Regions from separate parts of the Homo sapiens genome. Here region 2 is linked to region 1. A link is a contact called in ENCODE Hi-C or POLR2A ChIA-PET data. All regions are on one chromosome and are shown on one strand. Each heading gives the region's core, a stretch centred on a gene start or an enhancer-like site at or near the end of the contact. The rest is flanking DNA. Distances are from core to core; before and after follow the strand shown.

The links. A loop is a pair of places that touch in the nucleus more often than their neighbours do. ChIA-PET counts read pairs that join two places held with the same protein, here RNA polymerase II (POLR2A). Pooled maps may share reads with other maps.
Region 2: POLR2A ChIA-PET joins it to region 1 with 12 read pairs in AG04450. The contact joins the promoter of EPHA2-AS1 here to the promoter of CASP9 in region 1. A Hi-C loop is called at or near these places in 2 of 168 maps with a recorded cell type or tissue (HCT116 and PC-9) and 8 of 50 pooled maps. POLR2A ChIA-PET finds 5 or more read pairs at or near these places in 1 of 52 experiments (AG04450).

What each region holds. Positions count from the first base shown.
Region 1 is chr1:15,518,821-15,526,419 of GRCh38, reverse strand. It overlaps CASP9 (caspase 9), which reads left to right and starts at 2,205. Exons shown (of 9, transcript NM_001229.5): 1 at 2,205-2,351. The coding sequence starts at 2,220. RefSeq lists silencers at 1,126-1,565, 1,846-2,235.
Region 2 is chr1:16,152,264-16,159,862 of GRCh38, reverse strand. EPHA2-AS1 (EPHA2 antisense RNA 1) reads right to left here and starts at 4,648. Exons shown (of 3, transcript NR_187275.1): 1 at 4,108-4,648; 2 at 2,684-2,892. It overlaps EPHA2 (EPH receptor A2), which reads left to right and starts at 3,794. Exons shown (of 17, transcript NM_004431.5): 1 at 3,794-4,015. The coding sequence starts at 3,931.

The DNA.
Region 1 (7,599 bases), core at 956-3,455:
CTCCTGCAATATTGATAGGGAGACCGAGGTCCAGAGAGGGGCAGAGATTTGCCCAAGGCCTAGAATCCAGCATTCCTTTTATTTTTGTTTACTTATCTTTTTTTTTTTTGAGAGAATCCAGGACTTTTAATCCCGTTTACCGAAAACCGAGCTCCACCCAAGAATGTACCAGTCTGTGCCTTAAGCACGGGGAAAGGGCGGTGGGGGTGGAGAGAGGGATAAGGCACAGGTAAGTGAAGGAAACTTTCTTTGAGCCAATGAGATAGATCCCTTGCGGATATAAAGAGCTTTCATATCTCCCTGTCTTGTTTTTATTTTTTTCTCTTTGCATTTATCACTATCTAACATAGTATGTCTTATTTATTGATATAGTTTATCACCTGATCCTTCCACTGGAATGTAAACTCTAAAAGCAGGGATTTTGTTTTGTTCACCTTCATGTTCTTAGTGTTTGACTACAGGCTCAATAAATATTCGTAGAAGTGAACGAATGGGGCTGAGGTTTTGGTGCTCAAGAGATTATATTCTAAGGTGGATTCTTAAGAGTGTGGCTTACAGAGTCAGGTTCGGGTTTCAATCCTGCCTGCCTCGGCCACTTAGTACCCAAGTGACCTTAAACATTCGTTTCCCTGAACCCTAGGGTCTACATCTGTAAAACCGGCGGGGGGTGGGAATACTTTCCTGGCAGGATTGTAGTTAAGGATAAGTGAAATAAGCATGAAAAGTGGCTAGCACGATGCCTGGGACTTAGCAAATGCTCAGTAAACAGAAACGATTATTTTTGAAATGTGAAAATGAACCGTTCAGAACGATGGGAGTTTACAGGACTAGATTTCTGCCGTTTTTTTTTTTTTCTGTGTGGGAGGTGTTAGGGTGGGAGGGAGGGAAGAGGGAATGGAAGACTGTGTAAGGTGGGCTTGGTTGGATCAGACACTCGAGTTTGGAACAGTCAACTGCGATCTGGGCACAAGGGCGGTGAGGGGAGCTTATGGTTTTACTTGGGGTGGAGGAGGGGGCTAAGGGGAAGCCATGCCCCGGAGGAGGTTGAATGGGCGGGACAGATCACGGCTCCACTCATGGTTTCCCTCTTGCTGGAAGTGTGACGACTCCCTCCGGATCTCTGTAAAAGCGGGGCTATAGTGAATTCTGGCGAAGGGCCCGCGGTGGACCAGGAACTGGTGCCAGAATTGCAAAAGGGCACCTGCGCCCGGAGTGGGGAGGTGATGCGGGGGCGGGGCGGGGCCCTGGGGGCGGGGCGAGTCGCGGAGGTGCCGCCTTGGGGCGGGGCGGTGACAGAAGGATGGATCCTGGGGGTGAGGATTGACTTTGGGGGCGGGGCGAGAGTGCGAACTGGAGTCTGAGGCTGAGCGGTGACGCAAGGACGATTCTGAGGGTGGAGCGAGGGGAGGGGATTGGCTCTTGGAGGCGGGGCGGTGGCACGAGGCTAGCCCTTGGGGGCGGGGCGGTGGCGCAAGATTGACCTTGGGGGCGGGGTGGGGGCGTGGGTTGAATCCTGGGGGCGGGGCGGTGGCGCGGAATGGATTCTGGGGTCGGCGCGAGGCGCTGAGGTGCGTCCTGAGGGCGGGGCGATGACGCAGAGCGAATCCTGGGGGCGGGGCGAGACCTTCTAGATGCGTCCCGGGGAGTGGGCGGTGACGCGGTGGCAGGTTCTGGGGACAGGCGGTGACCCCAGAATTGACCCTGGGGACAGGGCGAGGCGCGGAGGCGTCCTGAAGGCGAGGCGGTGACGCAAGAGCGAATCCTTGGGGCGGGGCGAGGCGTTGGAGATGCGTCCTGCGGGCGGGACGGTAACGCGGGGGCGGGGCGGTGACGTGAGGTCAGTGCGGGGATACGGGGCGGGTTCTGGGGCGGGGACGCAGTGGTGGATTCTGGAGCGGGGCGGTGACGTGGGGCGGGTTCTGGGGCGGGGCGGTGACGCGGAGCGTGTTCTGGGGCGGCGCGGTGATGGGAGGCTTGGCCCTGGGGGCGGGGCGAGGCGCAGAGGTGCGTCCTGAGGGCGGGGCGGTGACGCAAGAGCGACTCCTGGGGGCGGGGCGAGGCCTTGGAGATGCGTCCGGAGGCGGTGGGGAGCGAAGACTGACCCGGGGCCGTGACGCGGGGGCAGGCCCTGGGGCGGGGGCGGGTCCTGGGGACTGGGGCGGGCGGCCGAGGCCCGGAAGCGGACTGAGGCGGCCTGGAGTCTTAGTTGGCTACTCGCCATGGACGAAGCGGATCGGCGGCTCCTGCGGCGGTGCCGGCTGCGGCTGGTGGAAGAGCTGCAGGTGGACCAGCTCTGGGACGCCCTGCTGAGCCGCGAGCTGTTCAGGCCCCATATGATCGAGGACATCCAGGTGCGCCCCCGGCCCCCTGTCCCCGCGCTGCACGGCCGGGTCCCCACGCCCCTCGAGGAGGCGTTGTGCGGGAGCCTAGCCTTCCCTGTGGCTTCAAACCCCTCAGCGGAGCCAAAGAATCCCAAACACCTCTTAGTCGGGTGTTCGCTAAAGCGATTCCATGCCATACTCAGTCAGCGTACACTGTTAGTGCTTGTGTTTCTTGTGTAAAGGAAAAATGTGAGACACATCTTGAGAACTTTGAATAAGAAACAATTCATGAATTGGAGAACATCAGACTGAAAGAGCTTTAGTGTTGCAATGACAAAACGTCAGAGGCAAGTATTTATTGGGAAAATGTGGAAGCAAAATAAAGAAATTATTTGATTGGTTTGCAGTTACAAAATTGCCTTTTTTTTTTAAGGTCTGTTAATTGACTGCTTTTGGCTGGTCTTAAGTTTTATTTCTCTCTAACATAAGCATTTATCAGATATGACCCAAGTTAAATTTTGCTTATGTTTGCAGTTTAAGCAAGATTTAGGTCACTTAGGATACCTGATTGGTTTTGTCTGCTCAGGAATTCTTCATGGTTGGTCTCCATTTTAATTTACGTTAATACTTGCGAGGAAGGAGGCGTGTGCGTTTTTACTTTTCTAGCATAGAGGTTTCGGGAACCCACTTTGGCATCAGGCTGCCTGGCAGCGTGTTCTTGGGCCAGTCACTTACCCTCTTTGAGCCACAGTTTCTGGGCTGTGAAATGGGAATAAGAATAATACTGTCATAAGGACTAAATGAAATAACGGATGTGAAACTGTAGTGCTAGGCACAGAGCGGGGGATCAGCGTACCCTGCCCTCTTTGGCCAGCCCCTTCTGTGTTCAGTTTATGTTTTGTTAAGAGGTTTTGGAAATGAGGGGACCTGATGCAGAATGGAGAATAATGAAGTCAAACATTTGAGGTTTTGTTTAAAAGCACTTTCCCATCTTTGTCTCATTTGACCCTCATCACAGGCCTGTGAGGATGCAGGAGATATTTCCTACCATGAGGTGCAGTAGGTGTGAGTGGCTGGCTGGATATCCCTGGCCAGTGCCCTGGCCCAGGGAAAGAGTCTTTAAATAATTGAGTATCATATGAGTAATTATTCATTAATAATAAAATAAGTTTTGTGCCTTCTGTGTGGCCCCTACTGGGGAACAGTAATGGTTTGAGGCCACAGTCCTTGCCTTCAGGAATGTTCACGGGGATCACAAACTCAAATGCCCATGGAGGACCAATGGATGGGCGTCATAGTGGATAGCCTTTGCACTGCCCTCCGTCTCCAGCTGAGTATGGCCATATCAACAAATGGCCCAGTATTGCCACATCTTACACTTATTTTGAGGCAGGGTCTCACTCTTGCCCAGCCTGGAGTGCAGGGATGAGATCATGGCTCACTGCGACCTTGACCTCCTGGGCTTAAGTGGTCTTCCTGCCTCAGCCTTTAGAGCAGCTGGGACTTTAGGCACATGCCACCATGCCTGGCTAATTAAAAAAAATTTTTTTTTTGTACAGATAGGAGTCTTGCTATGTTGCCTAGATGAGTCTCAAACTCTTGGCCTCAAGTGATTCTCCTGCCTCAGTGTTGGGATTACAGGTGTGAGCCACTGTACCCGGCCCAGCTTTCACATCTTAAAAAAGAAGCTGAAAATCTTGATTCCTCTGTCAAATTCCCTGGCTTAAAATGTTAGCAACAAATTCAGAAATTTTTTAAGAACCTTGTGGGAACCACAGGTTGCCATTTTGCCATTCAGTATGGCTGAAAAACAGGCAGGTTTTGGAACCAGTTGGATCTGGGCTCTCATCCTGGCCTTGTTACATATTAGCAAGTTGTAAAAAACCACAACCAATGAGCCAAACAAACAGAAAAACCCTATGACTCAGTTTCCCTGAAATTTTTTACCCTAAAAAGTTGGGAAGTTCTAATTTAACTCTATAAAGTTATTGAGGGAGAAAAAGATGAAACAATGCATTTAACACAGTGTTGACCTCCTGGAGTGTTCAGCAAATGTGGAGAGAAACCTAAACACCACCATCTATTTGCATGTAGCCAACTGTTCTGCTAGTGAGACTTACCTTCTCAGTGGCACTGTAGGTCTGTGCTGTTCCCAACAGTAGCCATTAGCCACATGTCGTTAAAGGTAAATTTGAAGTAATTAAAATTAAATAAAACTAAAAATTGGTAGGGTCAAGCCTTACAGGGCCTGTGGGTTTTTCTCCTCGTGTGCGGAGATGAGAGATCGTAGAAATAAAGACACAGGAGAAAGAGATAGAAAAAAAGACAGCTGGGCCCGGGGGACCACTACCACCTAGACGTGGAGACAGGGTAGTGGCCCCGAATGCCTGGCTGCGCTGTTATTGGATATAAGGCAAGGGGACAGGGTAAGGAGGGTGAATCTTCTAAGTGATTGATAAGGTGAAGCAAGTCACGTGATCATAGGACAGGGGGCCCTTCCCTTTTAGGTAGCTGAAGCAGAGAGAGAAGGCAGCATATGTCAGCGTTTTCTTCTATGCACTTATAAGAAAGATCAAAGACTTTAAGACTTTCACTATTTCTTCTACCGCTATCTATGAACTTCAAACAGGAACCAGGAGTACGGGAGGAACATGAAAGTGGGCAAGGAGCGTGACCATGGAAGCACAGCACCACAGGGAGGGGTTTAGGTCTCCGGATGACTGCGGGCAGGCATGGATAATATCCAGCCTCCCACAAGAAGCTGGTGGAGCAGAGTGCTCCCTGACGCCTCCAAGGAAAGGAGACTCCCTTTCTTTTTTTTTTTTTTTTGAGGTGGTGTCCCACTTTTTCGCCCAGGCTGGAGTGCAATGGTACGATCTCAGCTCACTGCAACCTCCACCTTCCGGGTTCAAGCTATTTTCCTTTTTTTTTTTTTTTTTTTTGAGACGGAGTCTCGCTCTGTCGCCCAGGCTGGAGTGCAGTGCCGCAATCTCGGCTCACTGCAAGCTCCGCCTCCCGGGTTCATGCCATTCTCCTCCCTCAGCCTCCCGAGTAGCTGGGTCTACAGGCACCCGCCACCACGCCCGGCTAATTTTTTGTATTTTTAGTAGAGATGGGGTTTCACCGTGTTAGCCAGGATGGTCTCGATCTCCTGACCTCGTGATCTGCCCACCTTGGCCTCCCAAAGTGCTGGGATTACAGGCTTGAGCCACCGCGCCCAGCCAGGGTTCAAGCTGTTCTGCCTCAGCCTCCTGAGTAGCTGGAATTACAGGTGCGCACTACCACGCCCAGCTAATTTTTTTGTATTTTTAGTAGAGACGGGTTTCACCGTGTTGGTCAGGCTGGTCTTGAACTCCTAACCTTGTGATCTGCCTGCCTTGGCCTCCCAAAGTGCTGGGATTACAGGCGTGAGCCACCGCGCCTGGCAGGAGACTCCCCTTCGCGGTCTGCTAAGTAATGGGTGTCTCCCCAGACACTGGCATTACCGCTTGACCAAGGAGCCCTCAAGCGGCCCTTATGCGGGCCTGACAGAGGGCTCACCTCTTGCCTTCTAGGTCACTTCTCACAATGTCCCTTCAGCACCTGACCCTATACCCGCCGGTTATTCCTAAGTTATATTAGCAATGCAACAAAGAGTAATATTAAAAGCTAATGATTAATAATGTTTATAATAATGATTGATAATTGTCCATGATCATCTCTATACCTAATTTGTATTATGACTATTCTTATTCTAACTATTTTCTTTATTATACTGAAACAGTTTGTGGCTTCAGTCTCTTGCCTCGGCACCTGGGTAATCTTTCGCCCACAAAAATTCAGTTCCTCAGTTGTACTACCCAAGTGCTTAATGGTCATGTGATATATGGTTACTAAATAGGACAATACAGACCAAGAATATTTCCATCATCACGGAAGGTTCTCATAGACAGTGCTGCTGTAGGATAGTTGAGGACACGGTGCCATCTTATCCCTGTGGATCCTGAGAACCTGTCCAGTGCTGGGTATCTGAGGACAGGTGGCAGATAACCAGACTCTTCCTTCTTAGTGACTGACCCCACCATCCTGACACCTCTCAATTTTTTTTTTTGAGACAGGGTCTTGCTCTGTCACCCAGGCTGAAGTGCAGTGGTGCTATCACAGCTCACTGCAGCCTTATCTCCTGGGCTCGAGCCATCCTCTTGGGAGCCTCAGCCTCCTGAGTAGCTGGGACTACAGGTGCGTGACACCATACCTGGCTTTTTTTTTGTTATTTTTTGTAGAGACAGGGTCTCACTGTGTTGTCCAGGCTGGTCTCGAACTGGGCTCAAGCTATCCTCCCACTTCAGCCTCCCAAAGTGCTGGAATTGCAAGCATGAGCCACTGTGCCTGGCCTGCCTGTCAACCTTGACCCTTGCTCTGTCTTCACAGTCCCCCCAGTCAGTGCCCATGTCCTATGGACCCTCTCTCTTTGTATCTCTGCTTTGTCCTTTCACTTCTCTCTATTCTAGCTGCACCATCTTTGCTGCCTCCTGATCTGGCTATGGCTCACTCCTTTCCATTTTTCACCCTGACCCCTGGATGACTTTTTGAAAGGCCATATCTGTCTCTGTCACTCCATTCTTAAAACTCTTTGGTGGCCGGGCATGGTAGCTCACGCCTGTAATCCTAGCACTTTGAGAGGCTGAGGTTGGTGGATCGCTTGAGGTCAGGAGTTTTGAGACCAGCCTGGCCAACATGGTGAAACCCTGTCTTAACCAAAAAATACAAACATTAGCCAGGCATGGTGGTGGGTGCCTGTAGTCCCAGCTACCTGGGAGGCTGATGTGGGAGAATCATTTGTACCCAAAAGGTGGAGGTTGCAGTGAGCTGAGATGGTGCCACTGCATTCCAGCCTGGGTGACAGAGCAAGACTCCTCAAAAAACAAACAAAAAAACAACCGATGGCTGGCCACGGTGGCTCATGCCTATAATCCCAGCACTTTGGGAGGCCAAGGCTGGAGGATCACTTGAGGTCAGTTCAAGACCAGCCTGGGCAACATGGTGAAACCCTGTTTCTACTAAAAATAAAAAAAAAATTAGTCAGGTATGGTGGTGTGTGCCTGTAACCCCAACTACTCCGGAGGCTGAGGCAGGATAATCGCTTGAACCTTGGAGTTGGAGGTTGCAGTGAGCTGAGATTGCACCAGTACACTCTAGCCTGGGTGACAGAGTGAGACTCCGTCTCAAGAAAAAAAAAAAAAAACAAAAACAAAACCAAAAAACTCTTTGGTGGCACCTGACAGGTCTCAGGATGAAT
Region 2 (7,599 bases), core at 3,399-5,898, 630 kb before region 1:
TTGTTTTGAAACAGGGTCTCACTTGGTTGCCTAGGCTGGAGTGCAGTGGTGCAATCACGGCTCATTGCAGCCTTGACCTCCTAGGCTCAAGCAATCCTCCTTCCTCAGCCGCCCGAGTAGCTGAGGCCACGGGTGCTCACCACCATGCCCAGCTAATTTTTTTTCTTTTTTCTTTTGTAGAGATGGGGTCTCACTGTATTGCCCAGGCCGCATTATTTTTTTTCTGATGCTCTTGGCCAAAGGCAGGCACAGATCAAAGGTGGGGTAAGTGAGGCCATGGCTTCAGCATTCACCTTTGTCATCTCCTTGCCCCCAGTACCCAGCCCCAGCTAAGTCCTAGCAAAGGTGGGCCCCTAAGCAGGCTGGTGGGCCGGAGGCAGGGATTGGCAGGAGAGGCAGTCACACACAAACACACACTCACTCGGGCTCCACCTGCCTGTACAGGAGCCTTGTCTGCTGCAGTGGCGCTGAGGCCCTGAGGGCTCCTTGGGGCCTTTATGGGGTAATTCCATCTCCATTAGGGCTGATTATGTCACTATAAATACCGCGTTTTGGTGCCGCTTTATAAGACTCACTGAAGAACTTTCCTCCTTAGCACCCAGTCACCTAGAGCGGGAAAGACTCTGAGTCGGACAGGAAAAGAGGGAAGGGTGTGTCATTAAATGGGTGACTAAAAGCCAGGGAAAAGCCAGGTGGAACACCCTCTTGCCACCACCTGACATACCACTCCTTTCCATAGGCCTCTGTTCACGTCACATGCTGCAGATGAGCAACACCCTGCCCTATGCTCTCAGCCCCCAACTTGTGCACATACTGCTGGGCACACGCCCCACAGCCATCAGGGCCTGCCTGCACCCCTGCCGTGTGTGTGCTTGGATTCAACCTTTTGAGGCCACACATGGAAACCCACACTTGCCACCAGAAGGACCAACCAACACTACACACAGAGACTTTCACGCAACACAGAACTCGCAACACTGTCATTCACTCATTAGTTCATTCATTCAGCGGAGGCTTGCTGAATATCTAGTATGTATCAGGCACTGTCTGTTTTCTTTTTTTGTTTTTGGCTCTCGCTCTGTCACCCAGGCTGGAGTGCAGTGCCGCGGTCTCGGCTCACTGCAACCTCCACCTCCTGGGTTCAAGCGACTTTCCTGCCTCCAACTCGAGCAGCTGGGATTACGGGCATGCGCCACCACGCCCGGCTAATTTTTGTATTTTTAGTAGAGACGGGGTTTCACCATGATGACAAGCTTGGTCTCAAACTCCTGACCTCAAGTGATCTATCTGCCTCGGCCTCCCAAAGTGCTGGGATTACAGGCGTGAGCCACCGCGCCTGGCCCAGGCACTGTCTGTTTTCTACAAACATCCCTGTCCTCCTGCAGTGTGTCCTCTAGTGACACATCTGACAGATGGAGCCTGCAAGTGGCATGTAACACACATGTACAAGCAGTGGCTTCCACACAACTCACATGGAGTCTTACACACGCCAGTGTCCCTAGCCCAGAGGCTCCAATACAACATGCAAAACACTTATCCAAACCACGTACTACACACATGCTCACACTCATCCACACACCCCATGTGCCTGTCCACAGAGCCCTGGGCACAACACATGCCCTGCTCTCCACGGATGTGGCTTCCTGTTGCTGAACCGCATGTAACCCAGTAACAGCTGAGATTTCATGCGTGCTTTCTGTAGTCCTGGCCCCTGTGGTTTACATGCATGACTTTATTTGATCTTTACAGTAACTCTCCTAAATAGGCTTTACATCTTTCCAGGAGCAAACTGAGGCTCAGAAAAGTGAAATAACTTGTTCAGAAACTCATGGGCTGACTCCACATCTACTGTGAAGTATGGCACACTCACAAATACATGCATACACAAATCCACACTCACATGCACTCATACACAAATCTCTCACACCCACATGCACACTCATACACACATCTAGACACATCCACACAATCCACAAAAACACACACAGACACACACTCATACCCAAATCCTCTCATGCCCATGCACACACACTTATACACACATATACCAACACTTTTTTCTTTTTTTTTTTGAGACAGAGTCTTGCTGGCCCAGGCTGGAGTGCAGTGAGTGGCGCAATCTCGGCTCACTGCAATCTCTGCCTCTGGGGTTCAAGTGATTCTCCTGCCTTAGCCTCCTTAGTAGATGGGATTACAGGTGAGTGGCACCACGCCCAGCTAATTTTTTTGTATTTTTAGTAGAGACGGGGTTTCACCATGTTGGCCAGGCATGTCTGGAGCTCCTGACCTCAAATGATCTGCCTGCCTCGGCCTCCCAAAGTGCTGGAATTACAGGCCTGAGCCACCCTGCCCAGTCACATACAACACTTATGTCCATACACACACTCACACACAGTCATACATACATCAACACTCTCATGTCTATACACACGAATGCACATTCAACAAAATCTCACACCCTCATACACATGCACTTATTCTCACAGGCACTTGCACACTCACAGGCTCTCAGAGGACCAAGGCTCTCCTCCCATCCTCTTGGTCAAAGGCTTTAATTATCCCCAACGCCTGTAATTAACCCTTCCTCTCTTCCTGCAGGAGAGATGTCTGGACCCGCTTCCCAAGAGTAGGCACCAAGGCGAGAGGCCAAGATGTCCACATCCGGCAGAGAAGACCCACGTACCTGGGTAGCAGGTCCCGGGCATCAAAGCGAGGATGGGGTCAGAGAGGAAGAGGTAGGCAAAGGGAGTCTGGGGCCTCCCAGGAAATCAGGCCTGCCACAGTTGCTCTTCCTGGACTGGTCAAATGGTGATTGGCCAACAGGCAGCCGTGGGTGGCTGGGCAGGCGGGCCAGAGCAAATTTCCCGTTTGTTTCACTCACACTAGCCGCTTCTGTCAGGAAGGGAGATGAGCTCATGTCTGAGGAAGTTTTGTGAAGAGGCCTTATCAAGGGGCAGGTGGTAGGCAGGTGTCCTCCAAACTGTCAAAACCTATCAACCCATGCCAGGGTCGGGGGCCAGGGGTGCCCCTTGCCCCCTTCCCCAAAAAGAAGCAGTGGTTCAAGCAGAGACCACCAGGATTCAAATCCTGCTTCTACTACCCGTGAGCTGTGCACCCTTTGGGCATGTTGTTTCTGCTCTTGGAGCCTCAGTCTCCTCTTCTGTAACATGGGGATGATGACCCCTGCCTCCCAGATGAGAATTATTAATAAATAAGATAGTGCATGTCTGATCCATTCCCAGAGGAAATGAACCTATTCTCAGATCATAGTAGGCTTATAGGCTTCTGAACAGAGATACTCTTTTTGACCATCAGCAGCTTGATATACTCTTCAAGGGTTTTAGGAAGGAGGGCATCCAGGTCTATTTCTGGGCCACTCTCTCAGGCCTGCTGCTTAGGAGGCAACTGCTTATTGGACCCCCAATCCATTTCAGCTCAGACCTTCAGGCCAGCGTTGAGCTCAGTCGCATTGAGCTCAGTCTCAGAGGTGAAGGGCAGAATGGGTATGGCTCAGCGCAAAACCATTAAACGTTTCCACCGAGGATACCAGGCTCAGAGATCCCTGGGGGCTAATCCGTAGGGGCGCTGGCGCTTTGAGACGCTCAAACTTTGGAAGGCCTGCGGGGAGCCCGCGAGTCCAGAGGGCCCCAAGGTCCTCCTCCAAACCCCTCCGGACTTCCCCTCCCTCTCCTCCGGGTGCCAGCCCGGCCCCTTTAAAGACATTCCTGAGGGCGGGCGTTGGTGACGTCACGCAGGGCATGAATGAACAGGAGTCGGTTCTCACCCAACTTCCATTAAGGACTCGGGGCAGGAGGGGCAGAAGTTGCGCGCAGGCCGGCGGGCGGGAGCGGACACCGAGGCCGGCGTGCAGGCGTGCGGGTGTGCGGGAGCCGGGCTCGGGGGGATCGGACCGAGAGCGAGAAGCGCGGCATGGAGCTCCAGGCAGCCCGCGCCTGCTTCGCCCTGCTGTGGGGCTGTGCGCTGGCCGCGGCCGCGGCGGCGCAGGGCAAGGAAGGTGAGTGCGCGCGGCGTCTGGACCCCTGGCCCCCGGGCCCCAGTGCCCCCTAGAGCCCGGCGCTCCTTGACGCGCGCAACTTTGGAACCTACCTGGTGTCGCCCAGTCCCGGCGAACTGGAGTCCGGAGGGCGCACGGGCTGCGATCGAGGCGAGCCCTGGCCCCCACCCGGGGTCATAGGGGCTCCGGAGAATAAGCGGTTTCAGCTTGGTCGCACGGGCCTCGGAGGCTGCGGAGAAGAGGACGCGGCGCAGGCCACGCGGTTGCAGTCCAGGCGGCGACTTCGGGAACGCGTCCCGGCGGGGGGCGTGGGGAGTCCCCTAGAGAAGGGGGTGTTTGGGCAGCTTTCCGCGGGCTCAGCTTCTTAGTGACCTGAATTCACTAACCCGCTTGCCGAGGTTTTGCGGAGAAGGCATACTGTGCAGGCCTCGCATTTTGGGGAGGGGGCTCGGGCGGGCGGGAGCCCCCTGTCGAAGCCCCTGTTCCCTGAGATTTTCTCCACGCCCCCCTTCACCTCCAGTCCCGGGGGAGAGCGTGGAGATAGGTTCGGGCCAATCCCTGCTCACACACTCCTTTCCCTCCTTCCCAAGCCGCACTCCCGGGCTCCCGGGGCAGGTTAGGGGCCGCGAGTGCGGACAGGAAGTCCCAAAGTCAAGCGTTCTGAGCAAGGGTGACTCAGAACGAGGAAATGCGGCAGGTGGGGGTGCGGCCTCCCAAGGTGTGGAGCTGTCAGCCCAGGGCCACCAGGGAGTCAGGACACCCGGGGGTGGGGGACTGAATCACCCACCCCCGCCCCAGTGTTCCCGGAGCCGCGCCGAGTGAGGGGCCGCAGACTTTGCTCATGGCGCAGCGGGTGCGTGGTGGGGGTGTTGTCCCTCCGCTAGGGTCAGGGCGAGGATGGGGGCTCCTGCCCTGGCCGAAGACCTTCCTGTCCACCCAGCCCAGGCCAGCTTCAATTTCCAACAGTGAGGGCAAGGCTTCCCCTCCTGCCTGGGCAGAGCGAGGTTTCCGCAGGCTCCACAAGGGGGAAGCCGGGAGGAAACTTGGGCCGGTGAGAAGTTTCCTTCTTTTTTTTTTTTTTTTTTTTTTTTGAGACGGAGTTTCGCACTTGTTGCCCAGACTGGAGTGCAATGGCGCAATCTCGGCTCACTGCAACCTCTGCCTCCCGGGTTCAAGCTATTCTCCTGTCTCAAGCCTCCCTAGTAGCTGGGATTACAGGTGCCCGCCACCAGGCGCGTCTAATTTTTGCATCTTTTAGTGGAGACGAGGTTTCACCATGTTGGCCAGGCTGATTCTGAACTCCTGACCTCAGGTGATCCACCCGCCGCGGCCTCCCAAAGTGCTGCGATTACAGGCATGAGCCACCACCCCCGGCCTGTTTCCTTCTTTTTCTGCCTCCCAAACTGGGTTTGGAGGTTTTGCTGTTCTGTGTTGGGAGGAAAAGAGGCCGGATCTGGAGCCGTTGGGCAGTGGCAGGTGTTGGGGGTGGCATCCTGTCTCAGTCTCTGGAGTGACAGGGCCCGGGTTGGGGTCTCAACCGGGACTTCTGGTTGCAGGAGCTCATGGCAAGGATTTCTGCCACCCTCAATATCCGCCCCACCAACGTTTGGTCCTCCCCCTTCCTGGGGGACTGTGGTTGGAGAGAAGGGGAGAGACAGCTGGAATCACTATAGGCCTTTCTCCTCGGCTGCCCATGGGGGGGTGGGGGATTAGGCGGGTGCTTTGCTGCTGCAGTCCCCAAGCTGGCCTGGAAGCCTGGAGCTGCCTTGTCCTTGTCCCCTGTGTCCACCTCTCCCCAGCCTGTGTGATTAAACCCCACCCCCACACCCCATGGGATGCAGGGGGAAAGGCTTGTGTATTGCACTGGGGTGGGGGTACATTTTTGCTTCGACTCTGAGTCCCCGTGAAAGAGTCCCTAGAGAAGTGTGCCTAGGTGGGGGTGGGCATGATGGCCTAGCTGGCAGCTGCTGGTTTCAGTTCCTGGGAATCAGGCTGTATGTGGTGGGTCTGCCTGGGGGTGGCTTAGGGGGCAGGCAGGAGGACACAGGTGCCTTTTTCACCTACCCCCAGGCTGCTTCAGACTTCTTTCTTGCCCCCTCACCCCTAGGCTATACTTGGTTGCCCACGTGGCTCCTGTTAGGTCATCAACAGCCACTGAATCTGCCCTCATTTTTACAAATGGGGAAACTGAGGGAGGCCCGAGCCCTTGCCAACCAGGGCCTTCTGGACAGAGGACCAGACCTGAGCATCCCGCTTCTTGGCTGCCAGAGCCAAGGCCCTGCCTGCTTTGTGGTTGGTGTCATGGTAGATTTTCCTGGGAAGCAGGCATAGCTGGGCAGGGGCCTGGGCGGGTGGCAGGGGGTGCTGAGCTGGGGTGCTGCTGATGGGAAGAGGGCTGGAGAGTGCCAGGAAGTCCTTGGTTTCTGGTTCTACCGGGGCCAAGTCTGCCCTCTGTCCCCTTTCCCTTTTCTTTCATGTTTTCCCCAGAGTCCCCACCTCCCTGCTTCCTTTAGGGATTAGCTAGTCTTGGTTAGAGAGGAATGGGGGAAGCGGGGAGGGAACCACAGCCTCGGAGGCTGCGGAGAAGGACCGGAGACCGGGAGTGGGTGGCAGTCCTGCATTTGTGGAAGAAGCTGTGGAGCAATGTGGACCCACAAAGATGGCACTTACGGTGGAACTCATGGCAAAGAAGGAGGTGTTTTTTGCTTTTTTTTTTTCCCCCCAGAAATGGGAAGGTAAGGGGATAGAGAGCTCATGGATAAGCCCTGCTTAGCCTAAGCCTCTCCAGGAAGCCGTCTGGGTCAGCCGAGGGGCTCCCAGGCTCCCACCCTTTCCAGAGAAGCGGGAGCCTCTGTCCCTGGAAGAACCTGGGGAAAGAGCCGCGCCCGCGTCAGGGCGGAGGGACCCAGCGCTGGGCGCCTCCTGTTCCTGGTGGTTGGTTCGAGGGAATTTCCCTGGGAGGGGGCCGGGGTTGGAAACCCCTGCAGGGGGGGCTCCTTCCTGTGTGAGGGCTTCTTTTCTTCTCCGATTGAGCCCTGTGCTACTTCTAGAGCCAGGCCTAGGCTGGAAAGGGAGGGCCCTCCATGCCAGGTTAACCCTTCAGAAGCCTGGTAGCGGTGAGCCCTCTCACTTGGGCACAGACCTCAGCCTCCTGTCAATCTAAGGGGGGGCTGCAGGACTGTGAGGAACCTTTGTCCTTCTACCCACCCAGCTGAAATCAGGAGCCTCCAGATTCCTTCCTGTGTAGCTGGAACATTCCATTTGCTAGTGGGGTTAGTGAGTTTCAAAGCCCCGGCCCTGGGCATGTCTGAACAAATCCCTGCCCCTGCCCACCCCGCTGCCCCCAGCCACCCTCCCCTATCCCCACAGCCTCTGTCATGGGGCCGGTGTCACATTGGATTTCCTCTTGCCTGTCTGGGCTGCCTGACCCTTCCTAGAGAGGTTTGGCCCCGGTCAGTAGTGGGGGTGGCAGCATTTCACGCCCCAGCCTGGGGGCCTTCAGCCCAGGTAGGAGGGCCATGTCACTTCAGGAGGCGGTCTTCAAGACCACCCTCAGAGCCCAGCTCCCATCTCCACAAACCAGG